Linked DNA regions of Homo sapiens: regions 1 and 3 are each linked to region 2. The links are chromatin loops, found by intact Hi-C in ENCODE. Cell type or tissue: mammary epithelial cell. All regions are shown on one strand. Links, peaks and the distances in the headings refer to the core of each region. The heading gives the core; the rest is flanking DNA.

The links. Hi-C counts contacts between places; a loop is a spot of excess contacts. Peaks named below come from ENCODE experiments on the same cell type or tissue, not always from the same donor. Only the 100,000 strongest peaks of a DNase experiment are listed, where the experiment ranks them.
Region 1: a loop joins it to region 2, with 5 times the contacts of the local background. A loop is called at or near these places in 13 of 110 quality-filtered maps.
Region 3: it touches region 2 in a loop (4-fold over the local background); 2 of 110 quality-filtered maps call a loop at or near these places.

Annotation. Positions count from the first base shown.
Region 1 is chr10:62,591,888-62,598,303 of GRCh38, forward strand. No RefSeq gene overlaps it. Among named protein-coding and RNA genes, the nearest start is that of ADO, 210 kb to the right of the region's middle. In mammary epithelial cell, for the core only: a CTCF peak has its summit at 2,302 (motif pointing right); no DNase peak of the experiment used is centred there.
Region 2 is chr10:62,489,168-62,495,754 of GRCh38, forward strand. No RefSeq gene overlaps it. Among named protein-coding and RNA genes, the nearest start is that of ZNF365, 120 kb to the left of the region's middle. In mammary epithelial cell, for the core only: a CTCF peak has its summit at 3,026 (motif pointing right); DNase peaks (open chromatin) are centred at 3,064 and 4,974; H3K27ac peaks cover 355 bases.
Region 3 is chr10:62,607,345-62,613,931 of GRCh38, forward strand. No RefSeq gene overlaps it. Among named protein-coding and RNA genes, the nearest start is that of ADO, 190 kb to the right of the region's middle. In mammary epithelial cell, for the core only: a CTCF peak has its summit at 3,488; no DNase peak of the experiment used is centred there.

The DNA of each region.
Region 1 (6,416 bases), core at 1-5,000, 100 kb after region 2:
AAGGTACTAATATAATAGTTTCAAAGAAGGCTCTGAAGCACTAGGCCTATTATTACTTTGCCTTCATCTCAGAAGTTGTAGCCCTTGGTGGTTAGTGACTTCATGGGGAAAACTCTCTAGGGTATTTTTATTTTAAGAGAAGTCATGAAGGAGAGGACAAGGCTTTACCCAAAAGAGTTAATTTCTCATGGTGAAATTTTAAGCCTTGGGGGACCTAAGTGGGAGAGATGGTTTAGGACAAAGAAGTCTTTCAAATATCACTGTAGTTCAAATAACTACTTTTTGGCCCAGAAGTGAGGTTAATCCTACCAGTGATGATAATGGACAGACAGTGGCCCCTTCTCCTGCTTTCTCACACTTAAAAGAGCCGTGTGATATTGTTTGGCTGTGCCCCCACCCAAATCTCATCTTGAATTGTAGTTCCCATAATCCCCATGTGCCATGGGAGGGACCCGATGGGAGGTAATTGAACCATGGGGGCGGTTACCCTCATGCTGTTCTCATGATAGTGAGTGAGTTCTCATGAGATCTGATGGATTTATAAGGGGCTTTCCCCCACCTTCACTCGGTACTTCTCTCATTCTTCTCCTTCCTGCCACCAAGCGAAGAAGGATGTGTTTGCTTCCCCTTCTGCCATGATTGTAAGCTTTCTGAGACCTCCTCAGCCCTGCGGAACTGTGAGTCAATTAAACCTCTTTCCTTTATAAATTACCCAGTCTCAGGTATTTCTTCATAGCAGTGTGAGAGCGGACTAATATACAGTGCCATCCAGAACCTCCATTAGACTCTGCACAAGTTTGGTGGCTATTGAAATACTAGAATTCTGAGACCCAGATTCTTAGGGGAGAAAATCACTTGGTAGGTGAGAAAATCATAGTCACAGTTTAAGCATCACTTTATAATGACCAGTATCCATGAGTTGGATGCTGGGATGACATGGAAAGGCAGCATCCTGGTGCCACAGCCGCCCTCACACTAATGAGCATTCATCTGTGCACAGTGCAAGACTGTTTGCGCCAAGGCTATGATTAGATGAGTGGAACTTTTTCCTGTTCTCACAGAATTGTCCCAAACAGCAAGTGCTCAGTACCCCTCCTTCTAAAGACAGTGGCTTAAATTTGGAACCAGACACATCCCCTCCAGTTATTAAATATCCCTGGAAACAGCCCTTCTGTTATCAACTACACTCACACACACACACCCGACCCCTGCAGTCTGTTCCTTATGGGAAGAGTTGTAGGAAAGGGAGAGAGAATCAACAAGGGTCTGAGCTCAGCCCTGCAATAATCTGAGGGTTTTGCTACCAAAGCCTTGTAGGGGCAGCATCTATGTGAGAGGCCATTCCCTTGACTCCACTAGATTCACCTAAGGTGTTATTAGAGGACAGGAAATGGAATTAAAGAGACCACAATTAATTATGGTGATCAGAAAAAATACTATCATTTTATGTTAATCCATTATAAGAATTAAGATGGACCAATAAACTGGTTACAGTCATAAATCTGTCATTTCACATTTTTTTACATCCATATCATATACTATCTAAATAACACCCCTGAACCAATTCAAATGCAATTTTATATTTATTTACCTATTTTTTATTGAGGTAAGAACACTTAGCAAGTGATCTATCCTCTTAACAAACTTTTATGTGTATAATACTGTATTGTCAGCTATACCAAATGAAATTTTTGCTCAGAACAGTATGCAGTAACCTTTTTTTTTTTTTTTTTTTTTTTTTTTTTTTTTTTTTTGAGACAGAGTCTTACCACTCCGTCACCCAGGCTGGAGTGCAGTGGTGCCATCACAGCTTACTGCAGCCTGCACCCCTCTGGCTCAAGCAACTCTCTCACCTCAGCCCTCTGAGTAGCTGGGACTACAGGCATGCACCACCACACCCAGCTCATTTTTGTGTTTTTTGTAGAGACTGATTTTTGCCATGTTGCTCAGGCTGGTCTCGAACTCCTGGGCTCAAGTGATCCATCTGCTTTGGCCTACCAAAGGGCTGGGATTACAGACGTGAAACATCGCACCAGGCCAACATGCAGTAACCTCTTTAACATTAATCATTAGGGCCTCCCTGATCTCTTTCCCCTTAACAAAGCCTCTCCTGGGTTCCTTCATTTATACCTAGGTATAAATGACTTAAAAAGCTAATATTAATGCTTTGAGCATTCAGAGGATTGCAAAGATTCACTAGACCTGTCTAATTGCTTTGGAATCCCTAATTATAGGCACTTACTGACTTCCCCATGGTCATTTCCAACCTAGAGGGCAGTCAGCAAGTCTGAGTAATGCCTGTCAGAGCCACTGGGTGGCACTGGCAGGCTGAGATGTGGGCAAGAGGGAGGAAGAAAGAAAGGAAAGGAGGCCAGGAGAGAGTCAAGGAGGAAGAGGAGGCAAGAGAGGGAGAGAGATTTTTTTAAAACAAGGGAGAGAGAAAGAAAGCAGAGAAAGAAAGACTAGGCCGCAGGGAACTGCTTTGCATGGCCTTGTATAGCCTCTGTGGTTACCAGTGACACAGACCTACAGTTTAATTCAGTACTTCCCAGCTGGGAGCTGAGTGTGCCGTACTCATCTGCCTATTCCCACTACCTAGCAGGGTGCCTGGCTCTCGGCTGATGCTCTGGGTCTGTGGACTGATGGAATGAATGCTGCTGCCCCTCTAGGAAGCGGTCCTCAAATGGAAAGCTTGAGGCAGTGTGGTCTGAATGCTCCATCCTAATGTTTTGGGATGACTTAGTTGAAAATTCAAGAGGCAATGCCTTATGAGGAAGCAAGGTAGGAATATTGGCACACACAGAGGTTAAGATTTTCCAAGGGTCAATTCATTCTGTCAAGAACTAATAGTAAATATTTCAGTCTTAGCAAGTCACACAGCCTCTGTTACAACTACTGACAGAGAGCCACTGACAATATGTAAATGGTTGGTGTGGCCGTGTGCCAATAAAATTTTCAAAAACTGACAGTAGGTCAAATTTGGCCTGTGGATTGCTAACCCTCCGTGGCTTGAGTTCTAAGATAATCTTTCTGATTTCTCTCACCTTGCTCTTTCATCCTCTGATTCAATACCACTCTTTTGGTACACGACTATTTGCTTATTGGTTTCTCTCAGAATCTGTGTGGACTGCTTGATCTTGCACTGTAAACTCCTTGAGAAATTCTGAGTGCCCGTAGATGACTTCAAGCACCATCAGTATTCCTGTCTGATCATGTTCAAGTGCTGTCCAGGGAGTACTCATAGAGAAGGTCCTTAGCTTTGAGGGTCTCATTATATGTGTCTTCTGAAGATTCCACAAAGGCCTAGATTTAGCCACAAAGATGATTGATGCCAAGTTGTAGAACACGAAGTCTTGGGAAAATTATACAGTTCTGCATACAGTGAACTAGATTCATACCAGCTTGAGAAAGGTCAGTTCCAGCTCAAACCATGAAGTGGCTGAAATTTGTCTTTGGAGCCTTCCAGCCACACATCCTCCACTCCTTCTCCTCCAGTACTCAGTGACCTGTTTCCCTTACCCACTCTCACTCCCATCAGTGCCTTGCTTCTTCACTTTACTAAAATGAAAACGACTAATGGCAGATTAAAATCTGCCATCCCGTTGAGGTATGCTCACATTTTCATAAGGTTGAGAGCATTTTAAGAAAGGGACACAGGACTAATGATGGGATTTTGTACCTCCTGGTGGTGACTTTGACCTAAAAGTACATTCTACTTTAACCATGTCAGTAGGAAAATCCAGGAGAAGTATTGTGAGTAGGGCCACTGGGAACAGCCCCATGCCTCTGCACAATTCCATAGATTAGGACGTGAATGGTGCATTTTGGAGCTGTGCAACACAGCGGTGGCCCACGTAGTGGGTTCTCTTGTGTGTGTGTGTCAGTATCTAAGAGAGAGAGACTAGTGCTCTCAAGGAATAAGCAACTGAAATGTGGACTTATATTTTTGAGTTTTCTTTCTAGGACAATGAAGGAAATGGACATAGTTGATATTTTTGCATGACAAATAGAATTAAACAACCTGGAAGAGATGAAAATGTGTGTCCTTCAGAGAAAACGTTACTCACATAGGTGATCATGACTAGGTGTGTTAGAGGCCTCTTATGTGCTTCCAGATCTCTGTAGCAGCACCTCCAGATGCTACAGCAGAAACCAGTTTCTTTATGGTTTGGAGGAGCCTCCTGCAGGTGCAATGAGACAGCTCTATGGTGATACTTCTCAATGCCTCTTTGACCTCCAAGTGGAAGGTTCATTTCCGGACTCATATGTGGGTAACATGGAAATGTGGAGCCCCCTTTACCAATAGGGGATAGAATCCAATGGATAAATCTTCCTTCTGCCCTCCATGCAGATGGTTCTGGGACCATGTTTTATAAGACTTTTCATATGGCCCTGTGGGGAGCAAGCACCAGTCGCCCATACCAGGGTCCAGTTCTCAAAAGAATCCTGGTGTTGACTCTCCTCTTGTTCAGAGGCAAAGTTGCATGCTAGTTGAAACATTATACTCTTCAATCACAGTCCTCAGAGCACTTTCACTGTGTGCAAAGCATTTTTATATACAAGATCTCAAAGACAAAGTTAATCTGCGATGCCCTTCATTTCCCTTCTCAACTACTCACTCTCGACCTAGGTGTCAGCATCCTCTATTACTCCCGGGCACACTCCCACCGCCACCCACCCACCCCATGGCCAATTTCTCTGTTATGAACATGGACAGTTCCCACCCTACTCAATGCCTCTTTCCAGCTGGGATTGGCCCACTGGCAGCCCCCTACTAAGGGAATCAGATCAGTCCAAGGCAACATCTGGCCCAAGGGTGGCCCATGCATGGGCTAGTTATAGCTTGTTGTGTGGCCCATTAGGTGGCCAGGTGAGAAGGGCTTTCCCCAGCTGGGTTGATATCATTAGCTAGCATAAGTACTCTGGCAGGTTTTTGAAGGTATATTAAAGATTAGTTAGTAGATGGTGAGAGTGGAGCAGAGCAGATATGCAGACAGCAGCAGATTCAACATGAGAGGGAGACCGTGCAGGCCAGAGAGCTTGGGCCTGAGGCTTCTTTAGAGCAACACCAGCTTCTGAATCACTTTGAAACTCCTGGTTCAGTCTGTGTTTCCTTAGCGTAACTGCTCTACAATAGCTCCTTTTCCTTTTTATGGTGGACCAAGTGGTTGTCTCAGCTTTCTTATAACCAGAAAACCTTGAGAAGTTGGTGCCCTAGGCCCTACCTTCTCCCATCAAGACCCTATCTTCCTCCAGGCCAGTAATAAGCAATGATGTACTGCTAGGTGTCAGCCCTCCATAGACAGGGACTCTCTGGAGGTAGTGTCTTACCTCAAAGAGGTGATACAAAGGCCCGGGGGAAGGCCAGCAAGTGAGAGATTTGAGGGTTTAGTGAGGATAGTTCCAGTGCCCCTTAGATAGGGTCCATAGGTCCAGCCCTATGGGAAGAATTAGATTCTGGAGCAAATGATAGCATCTATTCACATCTGGCAATTCTTCTACTTTGGAATGTGCTTTCCACAGAGGGCTGAGTTTGTGGCTTCTCGGCAGTCTCGCCAGTGACTAACATCCATGGTATAGGGAGTCTACATCCTGAATTTTATGGGATTGTCCAGATTTTAAACTATGCCATTCCAGGGTTATTATAAATCATTTATTTATCCCAGAAGTTTCAATGTTTGGTAAATAGTTTCAAAATAATTCACACTAGTGGGCATTACAGTAAGGATGCACATGGATTTGAAAGATGGGATTGCTGCTGGCTGAAGAAATATTAATGATTCATTGAGACAACAGATTTGCCATGTGTCTGAAGCTGGCTAAATTCAATCTCCCACTTCATAATTTGAAATACATTCAAAAGCATTGGAGTTATTACAGAATTTTACTTTACTGTGAAAATGTATACAAAGCAAAGGAGAAAAAAAATAGAGCCTTAAAGAGATCTTGCAATAGGAAAATCCCTTTTAGAAGAAATGTGACAACTCGAAAGTAACATTTTGTGGCTGATATATTATATTTCATCAATTTTAAGATGGACATTTACTTAGAATTTTACATCTCTGAAATTCGGATGTATCTTTTTTCAATTGGTCATACTATATATTCTAATTGAAAACATTTTTTATTTCCTAGTCATATATAAATAATTGGTGCACTTTACAATTAATGGCATCTTAGATTCAATAATATACAGTAATAGTGTAGTAAATGTTGTTCAAAGTAGAAAATTGGACAATACTTCTTATATTAGATAAACACAAGCTGGATCTCAGCCCTATAGCTTTCAGTGTTAAATTGGAGAAATTTATTATAAATATGTCTTTAAATATTTATAAATGTCATATTTATTATAAATGTGTCTTTGAATACTTATAAATGTCTTTAAATTTAATTTATTTAAATATTTATTATAA
Region 2 (6,587 bases), core at 733-5,732:
GGGCAGATGTGGAGGAGGTAAGAGATTCAGACTTCCACATTTTGAACAAAGTCTTTTCTAGGAAGAGAGAATGCCAGTGCAAGTGCCCTAGAAGGGAGCATGTACAGCATGTTCAAGGTGCAGCAGAGCAGCTGGAGTGGAGTGAGCATGGGGTGAGAAATAAGAGATGAAGTCTGAGGTCAGGAAGGTAATGGGCTGTTAAAGTGAGGTGATCGCATAGGGCTTTATAGGCCCTTGTGTGTTCTTTGATTTTATTCTGAGTGAATACAGAAGCCCTGCAAAGCTCTGAGAAGAGGAGCCACTGTGACCTGCTTATGTTTTAATGAATCTCTAGCTGCTGTGTTGAGAATAGGCTGTTGAATGGCCAAGGGTGGGAAAAGGAAGACCCACTGGGAAACTGTGGCAGCAATCCAGGGAAGTGGTGATAGAGGTTTGGGCAAGGGCAGTAGAAGAGGAGATGGTGGGAAGCAGTCAGATTCTGGGATACATTTGAGGGTGAAACCAACAGTATTTCCCAGTGTATTGAACAATGTTAGAAGAAAAAGGGAATCAAGGATATCTCCAGGGCTTAGGGCCTGGGCACCTGAAAGAACAGTGCATTAGTGAGGCAGGAAGGGCTGCAGGTGGTCTGGAGGGCAAGACCAAGAGCTCAGTTTTGGGTGTGTTCATTTTGAGATATCCATGAGACATCAAGTGGTGATGCTGGATGTAGGAACCTGGAGTTCAGGAGGCAGATCTGGGCTGGGATTTCAATGTGGGAGTCATTGATGATGGTCATGTAAGGCCCCTGAGACTAGGATGAAATCATCAGAGAAATAAGAATTTTAAAGAATAAACTCCAGAGTCTTAAACACTGAGACATAAGGAACACAAGGGGGAACTAGGATATGAAATTAAGAGGGGATGATTAATGAGAGAGGATGAAAACCAAGGGAAGTGGTGACCTAGAGACCAAGTGAGGAGAGTGTATTCCAGGGGAGGATGCCTCTGGAATATCAGTGCCACGTGCTGCTGATAGGTCCAGTAGGCTGAAGCTGAGAATTGATAGTTGATGATCATATCAATTCCTGATTTTAAACACCACAATAAAATAAAAATAAGTGAAAAATTCCTTAACATAGTAAAATACATCTATAATGTCTATATCAGTATAAGTCCAAAGCCAGCATAAAATTATTATTTGCAGACAATATGATTGTTTACCTGAAAAACCCAAGACAATCAACCAATGCCCAGGCTGGAATGCAGTGAAGCAATCATAGCTCACTGCAGTCTGGAACTCCTGGGCTGAAGTGAGCCTCCCAAGTAGCTGAGATTACAGGTGTATACCACCATGGCAAGCTAATTTTATTTTTTCAGTAGAGATGGGGACTTATCGTGTTGCCCAGGCTGGTCTCAAACTCTTGGGCTCAAGCAAATTCCTGGTCTCAAGTGATCTTTCCAAAGTGTTGGATTACAGGTGTGAGCCACCACGCCTAATCTGAAAAATTTTAAAACACTAAGAGAACGCAGTTAAGTTTTTAGGCACAGTATTGATATACAGAAATCAGTAGTCTTTTGATATCTGAAACCTCATTGGAACATATAATGGCAAAAAGATCTCTTTTATAATAACAACTAAAAAGATAAAAGACCTGGGAAAAAACAGCACACACAAAAGTATAAAACTTACATAGGGAAAACTTTACAACACTATCAGAGGCCATAAAAGACCACCTTAACAAGTGGAAAACATGGTACATCCCTGAACAAGATTATACAGATGATAATTATCCATTAATCTAGATGCATACTGCAATCCTAATAAAAATACTAATAGTTTTTAATATATTTAAATTGTACAAACTTTTCTAATGTTCAGTGGATAGACAAGTTTGACAATAAAATAAAAAGACATCTTCATGGAAACAAAAAATATTCTAAAGAAAGAGAAAATATAAATGACAGATTGGGAAAAATTTTCAACTGATATAACTGAGGAGTAACTTTATTAATATACAAAGAGCTCCCACAAATAAATAAGCAAATCAACAACTCAATAAAAAATGGCAAAAGAAAATAAATGAGCAGGTAAAAGAAAATATAAATGTTTTAAAATGTATGAATTGATTCTCAATCTCACTACAAATAAAAAAATTGTAAAACTATAATGTAATATTGTTTTTCACTTATCATATGGGAAAAGATCAAAAAGTTTGATAACACCTTTGGCTAGTATCTAGGACGACAGGCATGCTCATACTTTGCTAATTGAAGTATAAACTGTTGCTACCTCTTGGAAGAGTGATTTGAGAATGCCTGGTTACAATTAAAGGGCCTCTAATGCTCTTTGATTTAGAAAATCCACTTCTAGGACTTTTCCTACAGATATACCTGCATTGGAGTGGTAACTATATATATATATATATATATATGTATGGGTATTTATTGCAGTATTTTGTTGTTGTTGTTGTTGTTTGTTTTTGTTTTTTAATCCTGCTTCTTTTGTATGCAGAACTATTTTGAATAGCAAGAGATTAAAAACTAATCACCTATAGAAAAGGGCCTGGTTGAGTAATATATATTACAACATGCAAGTAAGCATTACACAACTGTCTAAAACAATGAAGCAGTGTTATACACTGATATGGAAAGTTCTCCAAGATATGTTAAGTGAAAAACAAAAAAACCAAACAAACCAATGTGTAGAATGTGCTAATATTTGTTAAAGACACACATGTGTGATGTACTTTCCTGGAATAATGTAAAGGGTGGTTACCTCTTAGAATAGGAACTGGGTAGCTTAGGCAGACTTATTTTCAACCTATGTGCCTTTTGAATTTTATGCCAGATGCTTGATTTACTGATTTAAAAATACAAATAATTTTGAAAAAGTTAAAATAGATGTATGAAAAATTGATTAGAAAAGAGCAAGAAAATAAGCCTTTAGAGGTGTCATCAAGGTACTCTGCAGTGAATTCTGAAATGAAACAAATTAACAAATAAGTGAGACTCTATTTTAGCTCCTGCTGCAAATTCACTTGAAATCCACCAGATGGCACAAGAAAATGCGTTGTGAACAAACTTGGACAGGTTGGTGCAGGTAGCAAATGGGATTGGTGAGAAACTAGGACTCAGGAAAACAAAGGTTCTCTCCAGACTGATTCTAGGTGAGTGCATTCTAATTCCAGGCTAGCCATGGACATCAAGGGCATGATTTTGTCATGTCAGCCAGGTGATGCCAGGAATCACCAAGTAGTATCGACAATTATAAACATGGAATTATCTACATATCACAGCCTCTGCATGAATGGTTTATTGAACGCTCCCTTCCTCAACACAGAATTCTCTTTTTTTTTCTTCCCTCTTAATCCATACTTAATGCTTTATGAAAAGAGGTATTTGTTTCTTGGTAAGCCATGTTTCTTTAATTAAAGGAGGAGAGTTGGGAGAGATCCACTGGAAAAGGAGAAAATTCTGGTTTCACAATATGCACTATTTATGAGGGTGCTTTGCTGTTGAAACCTATTAAAGGCCAGCCCAGCCTAGTTTGCCTCTTGCCCTCCCAGGAGACAATTACTGTCCTGCATAACAATTTGAAGGAAATATCGGATGTGGTCGAAAGACCAGTTGTGGCCCTCTCTCTAGCAACCATTTCTGCTTAGATTTCTTAATTGTTTCCACCACTTCCTTTACTGGGCTTGTGGCCTTCTGTGTTCTGCAGGATTCTGAGCTTTCATAAAAGCCTCCCATTCTCTCTGGAACTCACATGTGCAAGCAGATACTTCCTGGATCCCAGAGCAGCAGCACCTTAGAGAAGCGGCTCCAGCCAAATTCATCTAGTGCACATGCACATGGGAGCCTTTGCAACGCCTGGGCTTCTTTTTGACCACGGGGAAGAAGGCCCAAGTGGTCCAAGCCACTCTCTTCCCTCCTTATTCAGCCTAGCTTTCCCTTCCTCCACTCCCAGAGTTCTGGTCTGTTCTTAGCCCCTACTGAGAGTGTCTTTGCCAATGACTTTCTCCTCTCACCTCCTTGTAGGTCTGTTTCAGGTGTGGCCTTCCGAAAGATTTTGCCAGGTAAGACAGGACTTCAAGGAAAGGAATAAGACAGGAAGATTCTTCAATGGTACAGTTTTTGCCATTGAAATGCCCAGGTAGAGAGATATGTAGGGAAACACTGAGGACTACTGGAGAAATGACCACCTTTTTTGCTAAAATGAGGGACTAGCTCTCTTATCAATCCTGCCTCTGACCTGTGGGCAAAACACTGGCACAGAGTTAGAGGCAGGCAGGGGTGTGGGACCAGGAGTCAGAGTAGCCTCATCTCAGCACTGTGACCTCCATTTAGGGAAAGACTGCACTTACTATCCAGAGCCTTCGTGTCCTCCTCTCTACAATGGGAATAGCAGTTATCAGTCAAGTCCACCTCAAAGAACAGTTGAGAAGAGGGATACATTCGTAATTTATGTAAAAGAATTTTGAGATTGGTGAGATGTTTTGCATCCATGGAATATTAATAAAACCACAGCAGAACTAGCTTATGTATTGGGAGGTATGTTGATAAGAAATTATGGCTGTGATGGGACCTAGGAAACACTGCCATGGTGTCTTTGGCTGAATGTGGGGCTTAATGCAGGTGAGGACATGTGCTGGGTAATTGAAGTCACTACAATTCTTCCAATATGGGCTAAATGCAAGGAAAGCTCCTCTGCCCTAGGTAAAGAGCTGGCTGCCTTTTAGGAAATTGAGGCTTTTTAGTGAAAATATCAAAGCTGGGTCCAGGAGCTCACACTTGTAATCCCAACACTCAAGTGAGATGGGAGGATCACTTGAGCCCAGGAATTTGAGACCAGACTGGGCAACAAATGGAGACACCATTTCTAAACAACAACAACAATAACAACAACAGCAAATTAGCCTGGTGTGGTGGCACATGCCTTTAGCCCCAGCTACTTGGGAGGCTGAGGTGGGGGGATTGCTTAATCCAAGGAGGTTGAGGCTGCAGTGAGTCATAATCATGACACTGCACTCCAGCCTGGGCAATAGTAAGTCTCTCTCTCTCTCTCTCTCTCTCTCTCTCTCTATATATATATATATATATATATATATATATGTTTGTGTGTGTGTGTGTGTATATGTGTGTATGTGTGTACATATATATTATTTGAAATGTTGACAGAAGCCTCACATCAGTCCTTCTTGTCAATGAATGATAAATCAAATTCAATACTTGTAATTCTCCATTTGTATCTTAATTCGGAGCATCTGCCAATTCTTATCCCATTCTTTGCTTTTCAAATAGACTTGCAAACGTGGTTGTTACCAAATCTGGAATTGCACACACAATTCTCCCTAAACCCCTTCTGCCAGATTACTGTTATGTAAACCACCTTCTTTATAGTCCTCCACAGTTTGCAATGGTATTTTACTTGATTTTTTTTTTCAGTGAGCTCCCCACCTTTAGTGCTACAAGTCATATGCTACATTTACATTTAAGCAGTGGTCCACTTATAGAGTATGAAGAACTTCCACAAATCACATTCATTACCCACAAAGCACTCTGTAATACAGATACCACTTCTCTTTCTTTTTTATTTTAAGTTCTGGGATACATGTGCAGAACATGCAGGTTTGTTACATAGGTATACATATGCCATGGTGATTTGCTGCATGTATCAACCCGTCATCTAGGTTTTAAGCTCCACATGCATTAGCTGTTTGTCCCAATGCTCTCCCTCCCCTTGCCCCCAACCCCTGACAGGCCCCGGTGTGTGATGTTCCCCTCCCTGTGTCCATGTGTTTTCATTGTTCAACTCCCACTTATGAGTGAGAACATGCGGTGTTTGGTTTTCTGTTCCTGGATACCACCTCTCTTTCACAGATGAAGAAACAGACTCAAAGGGATTTGCTGATTTGTCCAAAGATGTAGTTTGTCAATTCAAAGTAAGAATTAGGACTTAGCCCTATAAACTGTCCCTGTTTTAGCAGCACCATGTAAGAAGTCGCAACAGTGCAGGAAACATTGGAGTTTCATGATGCTGAATGAAAGAAACGACACGTGACATCTGTCATGGAGCATTTAGTCGTGACTCATTGGCTGCTCTATCCTGCTCCACCTATTTTCTAAAATGTGTTGGAATGTGTAGCCCCTGAGACTCCACAAAAAAAGAGGCTCCCTTGTCCAAATATATTTGGAAAATGTGGCATATTACACTCGCCCTCCTCTCCTACAATGTGCACATTAGCATCGTAAAGGCCCTGAGAAGTCCTCCACTAAAGAAATCTGTTTTACCTTGTTTGACCCTATATTTCCCAAGCTTATTTGGGCACAGACTTCTTTATATAACATCTATTAAATCTATTAAAATCCTGCAGAATTAGTGTGCCATGCAGGGAATACGCTTTTGGAGAAGTGTATAAAAATGATTTGAGGGAAGTTGAGAAAGTCAGAGAAGGTAATCAAAGGGGATTTAAACTAGTCAAGAAAAAGTGTATGAGAAAAACAGGCAGCACAGTTGAAGGATACCCCTCAGAAGTCTGTGAGCTGGATGCTGCTGCTGTGTGCCTCTGACAGCTCTTCATCCAGGCACTGACCCAGCTCTGGGC
Region 3 (6,587 bases), core at 866-5,865, 120 kb after region 2:
GAGTGTTTTCCAACTTGGTTCCATTCTCCCCATCACTTTCAGGTACACCAATCAGACGTAGATTTGGTCTTTTCACATAGTCCCATATTTCTTGGAGGCTTTGCTCATTTCTTTTTATTCTTTTTTCTCTAAACTTCCCTTCTCGCTTCATTTCATTCATTTCATCTTCCATTGCTGATACCCTTTCTTCCAGTTGATCGCATCGTCTCCTGAGGCTTCTGCATTCTTCACGTAGTTCTCAAGCCTTGGTTTTCAGCTCCATCAGCTCCTTTAAGCACTTCTCCGTATTGGTTATTCTAGTTATACATTCTTCTAAATTTTTTTCAAAGTTTTCAACTTCGTTGCCTTTGGTTTGAATGTCCTCCCGTAGCTCAGAGTAATTTGATCGTCTGAAGCCTTCTTCTCTCAGCTCGTCAAAGTCATTCTCCATCCAGCTTTGTTCCGTTGCTGGTGAGGAACTGCGTTCCTTTGGAGGAGGAGAGGTGCTCTGCGTTTTAGAGTTTCCAGTTTTTCTGTTCTGTTTTTTCCCCATCTTTGTGGTTTTATCTGCTTTTGGTCTTTGATGATGGTGATGTACAGATGGGTTTTCGGTGTGGATGTCCTTTCTGTTAGTTTTCCTTCTAACAGACAGGACTCTCAGCTGCAGGTCTGTTGGAATACCCTGCCGTGTGAGGTGTCAGTGTGCCCCTGCTGGGGGGTGCCTCCCAGTTAGGCTGCTCGGGGGTCAGGGGTCAGGGACCCACTTGAGGAGGCAGTCTGCCCGTTCTCAGATCTCCAGCTGTGTGCTGGGAGAACCACTGCTCTCTTCAAAGCTGACAGGGACATTTAAGTCTGCGGAGGTTACTGCTGTCTTTTTGTTTGTCTGTGCCCTGCCCCCAGAGGTGGAGCCTACAGAGGCAGGCAGGCCTCCTTGAGCTGTGGTGGGCTCCACCCAGTTCGAGCTTCCCGGCTGCTTTGTTTACCTAAGGCGCCCCTCCCCCAGCCTCGCTGCAGCCTTGCAGTTTGATCTCAGACTGCTGTGCTAGCAATCAGCGAGATTCCGTGGGCGTAGGACCCTCCGAGCCACGTGTGGGATATAATCTCGTGGTGCGCCGTTTTTTTAAGCCGGTCTGAAAAGCGCAATATTCGGGTGGGAGTGACCCGATTTTCCAGGTGTGTCCGTCACCCCTTTCTTTGACTCGGAAAGGGAACTCCCTGACCCCTTGCGCTTCCCAGGTGAGGCAATGCCTCGCCCTGCTTCGGCTCGCGCACGGTGCGCGCACCCACTGACCTGGGCCCACTCTCTGGCACTCCCTAGTGAGATGAACCCGGTACCTCAGATGGAAATGCAGAAATCACCCGTCTTCTGCGTCGCTCACGCTGGGAGCTGTAGACCGGAGCTGTTCCTATTCGGCCATCTTGGCTCCTCCCCTAAACGTGAATTTCTTACTGGCTTTGTGATCTTTGGAAGGTTATTAAGCTTCAGTTTCATTATCTCTAGAAATTGGTAAATAGTTCTTGCAGGATTGCTCTGAAGATTAAGTGATTAAGTTAGGCAAGAGATGCAATATGAACATGCCTAGAAAAATACCTGCCACAGAGCAGGGCTTCAATCAATCTCAGCTATTTTTTTCTCCAATGCCTACAAGTGGACAAATGATGAAAAAGACTGAACAAATAATGTTAACTGAATTATTATGATAAATTTGATATTTCTTCCCATGAAATCTCACTGTTTTTAATAGAGAATATTCATCGAGTAAGATGCAATAAACATAATATATTATCTTTCAGAATAATTTTATACAAATAAACAAACCATTTAAAAAAAAGAAAAGAAAACCTCTTTCATCAGCTCAATTGTCCTAATTCCTGCTTAGGAAAATCATGTTTCTTTAACTCTTCAGGACTATGTGAATACCATATATTCAACAAGCAAGCTTCAAGTTCTCATGGGTAAGTGGGACAACCAGAAAACAGAAAGTTAAATGTGTACAAAAGTATGCATCCTGGTCGCCCATCTGAGGATAAGGATGTGGTCTCTGTGTCCAAGGTCAAGCCTACAGTGGAAGGCCAAATGTCCCAATTTAAAATTATAGTCCATATTGCACAAGGGAATCTGGATTTTGCTCACTGTTTCCTTGACATTACAACAGTATCTGGCACACAGCAAGTGCTCAATAAGTAATTGTTGGATGAGTGCATAAATGAGTGGACCACAGCAGGTATCATCCAGTACGGTAGTTTTCGAACATGTTTTTAGCTGTGGGCTCTTTGATCAAACAAAATATTCAGCTAGACACCCAATGTGATACAGATGCAAAAGGAACTTATCTTGTCCAGGTAAGACTGATAGGCCTGCACCCCAGGGACCCCTAGATTTTGCAGAGCATAGCTGGAAACCCCCAATCTCATTAAACCCCTCGTTTCAGAGATGGGAACAGAAAGGCCCAGAAATGAACAGGGCTTACCCAATGCTGCATAGTGGGGCCCAAAATTTTACTTTTGCGGTTGGGAGTCCCTATGCCAGTGGGGAAAAGAGCAAATTCTACTAAGTGTTTGCATCACCAGGAGGGTGTGTAGACACCTGCAGGTCATCCAGGTGGCTTCAGTGTAGAGCTGATATTGGTTGTTTATCCTGTTTTTAGAAATGCAACTTGTTCTATGGTGCAATAAGGAGCTTCAAGCTGTGTCACTGAGGACTCTTTAATGGCAAGGCTCTGTATTTTGGCTATAACCTTATGACTTCCCAACTCTCCACCCAGGAAATTGCTTCGCAATTTAGACATCCTAAAATTGTCTCCAAAAGAAAGTGAATATGGATTCTTTGGGGAACAATTGTGTCAGATCAGTGGATGAGAATTTAGGAGCTGACTTTGGGTCTGGATCTGATAACACTAGCATCCTTCCAGATCACAGAGTTTAGAGCATCCAGTCGAGAATACTAATTAGTGCTGAGTGTGGAAGACAGACTCAACAACCTGTGCTTTCTCCCTTGGACTTTCATGTTTGCTCAGGTCATGCCCTGTTTGCTCCTCCATCCTCTCACTCTTCCTCCTTAGATGCAGCAGACGGTCTGCACCACTGAGGGCCTTGTACCCAGCCCCTTCTCCTCCTCCTCCATCCAGTCAGCAGAGGGCTACCAGGCCCATAGGATGTGGCTCAGAAAGACCATCCCTTCTCCCTTTGCAGCCTCTGCCCTCGCCTCCAATTTATTCTCTGGCCCCTTATTTTCCATTATGCTGGAGACAGAGAAAAAGGGAATTAGATTCTCTCACAGATAGAAATTACAAAGTCAAAGAGCTGAGATAATGGGCAACTTAATGCTAGCCACCACAGCATTTCTCAATTGCACAGTCCTGGATAAAGTATGACTTCTTGATGCACATACAACAACAGCAATAACACTGTAAGTCAAGTTGTTTGAAGACGCCCACAAGGTACCTGGGAGAGGTCTACCAAGCTGGCAGATGCTCCAGGCAGTTTGGGGGCTGTTCCTCCAGTCGACCTAAAGAGGGAGCTGTTTCCTTAGAATGCCTGAGCGAGAGGCCCTGCCCGCCAGCCCGGGGGTTTGGGGATCACAGCAGCCACCTGCTTGTGCACCAGGCTGTCACTGAACAAATGCAAGTTGCACTTTTCTCATTTTTTAAAAAATTGTGTCTACTAAACTGACAAGAGTTCTAGTAGATCAAGTTCTGTTACCAATCAGGCTCAATGTCTTTATCTGTAAGTGGGAACAGGGGCACAGGTCCAGCAAATTTCACTGGGTGGTTAAGAAGCCTGGCTGTGCTTGGCATGGATGGGTATCATGTAATAATCAAGCGTGTTTGCAGTAGAGACTAAAAGATCAGTTTCGAACTGATACCTCACCACATGGCCTTGGCCAGGTTTCTAATCTCTCCACCCCTCAGGTTCTGCTTGTAATTTTGGGAAAAGAATAGCACTGAATTTACAGGACTGTTGTAAGGAATAAGTGAAAAATGTGTGCAATGGATTGGATGGGGCCAATACATAATAAGCTCTTAATAAATGGTAGCTTTAAAAAATATAGCTATTGAAGCAAAAATGTTTTCAGACCCTGTCTTATTACGCACAGGTGAGACGCATGCTCTACTTCCTGACTTGGTTCTCCCACACAAGAAAAGTCAAACAATATTCCAGAAGGGAGGAGTTGTGTTTCCAATCCAAATGGAAATATATTGCTTGGGCATGACTCTCCAGGGTGCTTCATTGAAGGGAAGGCGCCCAAGCCATGTGAATGTGAAAAGGAGAAGTTGACACCTCAGTTTACACATCTCAGAGGAATTCACGTGAATGTGTTTTCCCTACAGCAATAATCCTTCCTCCAATCTGTAACCAATATTCATCTACTCATTCAATAGACAGCCATGAAGCAATAACTTAATATGTGCACTAGTATAGTCTGTAGAGATAGAAAGATGAATAGGCCCCAATCCCTGACCTTAAATTAAAGGTTTACAGTCTAGTTGAGGGAGACAGGAAGACAAATGAATAAATAGTCACGATACAGAGCTGGTAAGCACAGGGTGCTGTGAGCATATGTAGAAGGGGCCCCTAACCTGGACTATAAAAAGGGGGTGGTCCAAGCCTTACTAGAAGAGATAATGGGCTGAATTTTAACAGGGAATGTAAATTTGACATTTGAAGTGGAAAGAAAGGATGTTTTAGGCACAAGTTCTTTATGTTTCCCCTCCACAATGCAAGAGAGTTACATTAGATGGTTTCTAAGATGGTTTTCTGGAGAGAGGGGAGTAGGAAGAAGGAGCTTCCCTGCAGTAAATTCTGCTTGTGGAACTCCCATTCCATGTGCACACAGCCATAGGAGAACATAGTATGCTGGGGAGCTGCTAGGTTGTAAGAGCAGGATTTAAAACAAGGGATCAAGCTGGATGGTCACATGGTCATTGGTGTTCAGAAAAATCCATCTGTGTGGAGAAAGGATTGAAGGGGTGGAAGCAAAGAAATAGGTGGGAAGGGCCGGGCACCATGGCTCACACCTGTAATCCCAGCACTTTGGGAGGCTGAGGCGGGTGGATCATGAGGTCAGGAGTTCGAAACCATCCTGGCCAACATGGTGAAACCCCATCTCTACTAAAAATACAAAAATTAGCTGGGTGTGGTGGTGCACGCTTGTAGTCCCAGCTACTTGGGAGGCTGAGGCAGGAGAATCGCTTGACCCCAGGAGGCAGAGGTTGCAGTGAGCCGAGATCGCACCACTGCACTCCAGCCTGGTGACAGAGCGAGACTCCATCTCAGAAAAAAAAAAAAGAAAAAAGAAATGGGTGGGAAGGCAGTTGGTTGGGGAAAATCATGAGGGCGTCAGGGTCAGAGGCAAAGGAGATGCAGAAGCAGGGGGGCGGCTGACTACAAAGGCGTGTAGGAGGTAGAGTTGACAGGACTTGGTGACTTGATTGAGAATGATAGGGAGAAGTCAAGAAGGGCCCCAAGGACCCTAGCTGGGCCCATGGGACCATCTCAGAGCCCTTTCACCTAGCATCTAATGCATATTCCCTTTATGCATATGGAATCTATGATCTTCATTTTTTCCAGAGCAAAACTTACAATCAGCTAGGGGAATCAAGACATGTTATCTTCATGCGTCCTCCATCTTTGTTTCTGGTTTATAGTGGTTCTGCTGTTGTTTCAGAAGGGAGGAAGGACTAGACCCTTGGAGTGACTGCTTGACAACTGAAACCTTCAGAAGGGGAGAGCACCCACCCCTGGAGTGGTGGCAGGCTTTTCCATTCATGACAGATGGGAGCATAAAGCAACAAGATGTTTCTCCACAAACCTTAAAAGTGAACATACCCTTTTGCCCAGAATTTCTACTTTTTTTGGAATTTAGACTACAGAAAAAAATAATTAAAATGTACAAGAATGATCCTAAAGATTTATTTCAGGGATGCTCACTGCAAAGTTGTTTATAATTGTGAAAAGCTGGAAACAAACATGACACACAGAAATAGCACCTGGCCTTAGAGGACCCAAGGCTGGGCCTGACTCCCTAGCTGAGGAGTCTCAATATAGGGTGTGGGACTGGGAAGGAGATGTCCCAAGAATGTAGCGAGGCTCCTAATGTCACGTAGTGACCAACATGTTCTTTTTGAATTGGGGATGGGGCGGGGGGAGATGGTTCAACTGTACACATCAAGAATGGACTCTTTTCCCTTTCTCTTAGCTCCTAAGCATTGCTAAGCTGAGTGGTCGCAGCTGGAATAAGTAAGCTCTGGCTGGAAACTCCCCCGAGGAATCTCTCCTCCCTGCTGTTCTTCCCCACCCCCAGAAAGCTTCGTTTCATGTCTAAAAGCTCAAAGATGTGCTGAGTCATACTGTACAAATAGCAGTGGACTAGGGAATTATAAAATGTCGCTTCCTTTCTTTCTTGGACATTTATTTATTGAGTACCTACTATGTGCCATGCCCTATGCTAAGCCCCAGAGAGAGAATGAAAAATGCAACATAATCCCTACATATGGTAGTTACTTTCTTACCCAATATCAATTCTCCCCTTCTTCCTAACAATCCAAATCCTGATTGTATTTGGAATTTCAATTCATTCAAGTCATCAAATATATCTCCCATTCTCT